Regions from separate parts of the Homo sapiens genome. Here region 2 is linked to region 1. Evidence: chromatin loops called from intact Hi-C (ENCODE). Cell type or tissue: gastrocnemius medialis. All regions are shown on one strand. Each heading gives the region's core, and the rest is flanking DNA. Links, peaks and the distances in the headings are about the cores only. Region 1 has its middle 130 kb from the start of GFPT1. Region 2 overlaps ANTXR1 (ANTXR cell adhesion molecule 1).

Evidence for each region. Hi-C counts contacts between places; a loop is a spot of excess contacts. Peaks named below come from ENCODE experiments on the same cell type or tissue, not always from the same donor. Only the 100,000 strongest peaks of a DNase experiment are listed, where the experiment ranks them.
Region 2: it touches region 1 in a loop (2.9-fold over the local background); 1 of 110 quality-filtered maps calls a loop at or near these places.

Annotation. Positions count from the first base shown.
Region 1 is chr2:69,252,545-69,255,350 of GRCh38, reverse strand. No RefSeq gene overlaps it. Among named protein-coding and RNA genes, the nearest start is that of GFPT1, 130 kb to the left of the region's middle. In gastrocnemius medialis, for the core only: no CTCF peak of the experiment used is centred there; a DNase peak (open chromatin) is centred at 1,290; H3K27me3 peaks cover 100 bases.
Region 2 is chr2:69,198,753-69,201,558 of GRCh38, reverse strand. The region is part of intron 17 of ANTXR1 (ANTXR cell adhesion molecule 1); the gene reads right to left. LOC124906019 (a long non-coding RNA gene) reads right to left here. Exons shown (of 2, transcript XR_007086799.1): 1 at 1-2,806. Among named protein-coding and RNA genes, the nearest start is that of MIR3126, 96 kb to the right of the region's middle. In gastrocnemius medialis, for the core only: no CTCF peak of the experiment used is centred there; a DNase peak (open chromatin) is centred at 1,258; H3K27ac peaks cover 304 bases.

The sequences.
Region 1 (2,806 bases), core at 225-2,724:
GATTCCAGCTATATGGCATTCTAGAAATCGCCAATTATGGAGAAGTTAAAAAAAATCATGGAGGCCGATGCAAAAGGATCTCTTGAGCTCAGGAGTTTGAAATCAGTCTGGGCAACATAGTGAGATCCTGTCTCTACAAAAAATAAAAATAAAAAAATTAGCTGGGCATGGCAGTGTGTGTCTGTGGCCCCAGCTCCTTGGGAGGCTGAGGTGGGAGGATTGCTTAAGCCCATGAGGTTGAGGCTGCAGGGAGCCATGATTGGGCCACTGCACTCCAGCCTGGGTGACATAGCAAGACCTTGTCTGAAAAAAAAAAAGATTAGGGGTTTACAGGGTTTGTGGGAGAGGAGGAGGATGGATGAATAGGTGAAGTGCAGGGGATACTTAGGGCAGTGGAAGTATTCTGTACGATACGTGGATGTGTGTGCGTATGTCAAAACCCACAGAACTGTACAACACAGAGTGAACTCTAATGTACTAGACTATGAACGTTGGTAAATAATAATGTGGGCTGGGTGTGGTGGCTGATGCCTGTAATCCCAACACTTTGGGAGGCTGAGGGGGGCAGATTGCTTGAGCCCAGGAGTTCAAGATCAGTCTGGGTAACATGGTGAAACCCCTTCTCTACAAAAAAATACAAAAATTAGCCAGGTGCGGTGGTATGTGCCTGTAGTCCTAGCTACTTGGGAGACTGAGGTGGGAGGATGCTTGAGCCCAGGAGGTTGAGGTTACAGTGAGCCATGATTGTGCCACTGCACTCCAGCGTGGGTGACAGAGCAAGGCCCTGTCTCAAAAAGAAAAAAGTAAATAATAATGTGTCAGTTTTGATTCATCAGTTGTAACAAATGTACCACACCAATGGAAGATGTTAGCAACAGGAAAAACTGTGTGCAGGGAATAGGGGATGTAAGAACTCTGCATTACGTCCTCAATTTTTCTGTAAACCTAAAACTGTTTCAAAAAATAAAGCACTAATTAAAAAAGAAGGAAAAAATAAAGTGAGCATCAGTTTCTATAATCTACTAGTAATGCCAGCAGTAGTTGTGACTGAATTAACAGATCACATGCTTAGCGGGCAGAAGAGAGGAGACCTCCTCCTCATAGACTGAACAAAGCCCTTTCTGGCAGTTGTGAAATATCAGAACATAAATCTACAGATCAACAGCTGCCTTGTTTATGACGCATTAATAGTTATCACAACAGCCTGACTCTTGATTCTGGAATCTTACTGTTTCCTCAGTGAGCCATGACCCAACCATTGAGTCTTGCTCTACGCATTCAAAGAATGGCAGGGGATCCGGTCCTGTGACAGAACACTTGATAAACGGATGAGACAAACTGGAGTTCAGTCTTCTGACGACTGCCAGGGCTGGCACTGTTTTTTCTTCTGGCACCTACCCCAAGTTCTTGGCATCGATTCTTATTTTTCCTCTCAAGCCAAATGCAAAAAGGACTTAACCTCAACAGACATAGATTGTGGAAGAATGTGCATGCGTTGAAAAGTAATCCAGTAAATTGACAAAGTTAATGAATTTTCAGAGGAATTCATTCAATACCACCCAGTGAGAGTCAGCACTTTGAATATTTCCACAAAGGCAATAGGAAAATGGGAATTTGTTTATTACCTTTGGCTCCTGAAAGAAAACATTGTCCCATACATAGCTTCCATGTCTATTGTTGATTTGCTTAAGCATTTAGAAACATTGAGATTCTTCATTTATAAGTTTATTTACTCATTACTTATAACTATTAATAGTTTTTTCACTGATTACTATGTGAGAGGCACCCTACGCATGAGATTGTTAGTGGAGAGGTTACAATAATATATGTTCTACTGTAGTATCAGAGTATGGGCAGCGGAAGGACCCTTTTTCTTTTTTTCTCCTTATTCCTGCCTTAATTAGAGAGAAGACAACTCCTTTCAGCCCTTCTATTTCTCTCTCCACTCTTTTCTGGGAGATGAGATCTCTCTGATTGGCAAGATTATAAGAAACTTCCATTCATAAGGCAGTGTTACTAAGGGATACTGTCACTGTTAATTAGAAGCAAGAAAACTTGGCATGCATTTGCTTTTATTTAATCCATTTGGAATTTATTTTTGTATGTAGCAGAGATAGGAATTTCATCTTGTTTTTCCCAACTACTTAGTCGTTTATTAAAGAATTAGTTTTGGAAATGCTATTATTATGATAAACTAAACTTCCATTTATTTACAGGTCTGTTTCTGAAAACTGTTCTATCATCATATATTAACTATAGTTGTCCATTTTCTTTTCTAATTAAAACTTAGAATCAGCATTTGAAAGTAGACATCTTACTAGTTTTTTTTTTAATTGGCACGAGTTGAGTTTGTAGATTGAGAGAGAACTGAATTCTTTTCAATATTAACTCTTTCCATTCAAGAATGTAGTATAGTTCTCCATTAAGAATATTTCATTAAAGTTTTATAGTTGTCTTTCCATAAGTTTTGCACATTTTTTGTTAGGTTTATTTATAGTTAATTTCTGGTTAATTTATACACACACATGCACACATATATATATAATTTTTTCTATTATGAATGAATGAATAACTTGTTTCCTAACTGATCATTGATAGTGTTTTCCATGTACCTGGACAACTCTTATTAGTTCTAATAATTTTTAAGTTGATTCCATGGAATTTTTAGATAGTAAATTATATTCAAATCAGTTTTTTCTTCCTGATAATTATAATTACTTTTTCCTTTCATTTGTTTTATTGCACTGGCTAGGACCAAAGGTGGACAATAACACTGATGGTTGGAATCTTTTTCTTTTTGATTGTA
Region 2 (2,806 bases), core at 226-2,725, 54 kb after region 1:
CAGTGCGACCTTTCTAAAATGCACATCCGATTGCGCCTCTGCTTAAAACTCTTGCAGTAAGTCTCTACTGTCCTCAGGGTGGAGTACAGCCTCGTCAGGCTGGCAGAGCAGGCTCCCACGGCCGGCAACTCAGGTTCCTCTTCACCACAGTCCCTCCTCTCAGTGCCTCCCACTCTGTCCTCCTCTGTACCCTGCTCCTTGTGTCTCCCTGAAGGAGCCACAGTCTCACCTGCAGATCTGTATGCAAGCTTCCCTGTCACTAGAATATTCTACCTCCCCAACTCCATTCCCCCTTCTTGTCTTAGCTTAAATGTCCATTCAAGAAGGCATTTGGACTCCAAGGCTGGTGAGATGCCTTTCCTGGGTATAGCTCCCACACCTCATGTGCTCAGCTCCATCACAGAGCCTTTCACACCAGGCAGTGTTTGGGAGCTTCCTGTTTGTCCCTGTTCCTCGAGGGCAGGGACAGGGCTCATTCATTAATCTTGAATATCAAGCACTAATACAGTGCTCATTGGCTCTTAGAAGACATCTAACAACTATGGGTTGAATGCATGAAGGAGTTCAGGAATCCCTAGTGTTGACTTTCAAGTCTGAAAGTCCTAAATTCAAGCCCCAGACCTCCTTACCAGCTGTGTGTCCTTGGAAAAGTTAGTAATTTTCCCTGAGCCTCAATTTCTGTTCTTTAAAATGGAGATCATCATTACCCCAAGTTACTGTGAATGGGTTTATGCTTCTGTAAACATTTGCAGTTCATACAGTGCATGACACTCTCTTCTCTTGCACACCATACATACATACATACATACATGAACTCCTGGAAGCCAGAGTTTAGTCCTCTGCTAATGGATATCCCTAGTGCTCAGCCCAGAAATGGATTCTTAGTGGGAGTGCAATTGGTTTTTGTTGAGGGAAAGCAGCCATGGCAGGCCTTAGAAATTGGCAGTGAACAGGGAAAAGAAAAAAAGGAAAGGGGTTAGAAGAAAGAGGGAATGCAGGAAATGTGAAGGAGAGAGAAGAGAGGAGAGAGAATGCAAGAGTGCAGACACTTTCTCTGAGGCCTGCTACAGGAGGCTTATCTGCTTTAGAAGGACTGGGCAGAGGATAACCTCTCTCCTGGAGGATAACCTGCCCAGGCTATTCTCGCCTCTGCGACAGTAGGGAGACATGGTGCCCATGTGACTGGCCTCACGCCCTTATTGGAAACAGCTGGGGAGGATTTCACAACCTCTGAGGCTTCAGATGAGTTTCAAACATTGTTTATGTACATTTACGTGTGTGTTTCCCTGGGTCTCTTCTGGTTGCAAGGAGATCCAGGCTTGCAAAACAAGCCCTGAGTGAGCTTTAGTATTTTGTTCTTGCAGATAGTAATGGAATGTACCGGCCTCCTGATGCCAGATCTGAAAACAGATGACATCCAAACCCAGTGGGTTCTCTGGGAGCACGTGAAGTGGGATGGAGTTCGATTTGGAGTAAAAGTGACTGGGGAGGGCTCAGGCTGGTTGGTAGATGATTGAATTCCATCCAGAAAAGACATATGAGGCTGAGTTCTATTTTCTCTTTTCCATCTTCTTTACTCAAGCAGTAGCAATGACATGGCAGCCTCAGTCTAGATTAACCATCTTCCTGATAGGAAAGGGACTGTTAAAAGCCCATGAAGAGTGTGATCAGCCTATCTTACTCTTGGGGTTTCTGAAGGAACATGGGGAGTTGCCTTTAAATTGTTTCAAAAAGGAAAGAGAAGATGCTGCCCTGAGTGAAAAAGAGGGAATTGGACCACCTCACTGCTTCTCAACCTTAGATGCCCATTAGAATCACCTGGGGAGGCTTTGTGATTCCCAGGTGATCCTATAAGTGCCCAGACCTCATCACAGAACAATTAAACAGAACCTTTAGGGGGGGACCTTGAAAGCTCTCTAGGTGATAACAATGTGCAAACACATTGAAAACCACTGGAGTCCACGCTCTGATCTCTGAATTCCCTTATGTTTCTGTGTTTGAAATTAGTAATCTAGGAACAGAATATGTGAAGATGGGAGATTTCTTCACAACTCACTGAGGCTTAATATTTAGATTTAAGGTAGACTAGTTATTCTCCAGTTGTGTCAATAGGTGCTCTATGGAGAAATATAGAAAAGGGGCGGCTTGGTGGCCAAAGCAGTATAGAAATATTGCCTAGGACCCCAGACTCTCAGGGTGAGAGGTACTCTGAAGTTTGTTTGGTTCCTTATCTTACTGGTTTTCAAAGTGTAATCCCCAGACCAGCAGCATCAGCATCACATGGGAGTTTGTTAGAAATGCTAATTCCCAGGCTCCACCCCAGAACTTCTGAATCAGAAACTCCGAGCATGGGTTCAGCAAGCTGTGCTTTAACAAACCTTCTAGGTGATTCTGATGCTCAAGTTTGAGAACCATTGATCTGCTACAGGAATCCCCTGTGTCCTGGCCTAGTGGTTAATTTGTCTTATCCGTGTTTGGTAACATTAGTTACCTGGAGCATTAGTCTCTGGGGCAGCCCGTTGTGTTGTTGAAACTTGCATCCTTCAATTCTTTCTGATGAAATTTGTTTCCCCATTGTTTCTACCTATGGGGCTAGCTCTGTTCAATGGGATGGCCCAGAGTAAATCCAAGTCACTTTCTATTAATACATCCACTTCAAGGCATTCAAGATAATTTTCTAGGACTTCTCATTTAATATAACATATGGCCCATAGCTTCCAAAGGAGCCTTTCCCAAATCTACACTAAAATACTCAGGAAGATGCAGAAAAGGTGACAATTCGCATTACCATCAAAAACAGACCGAG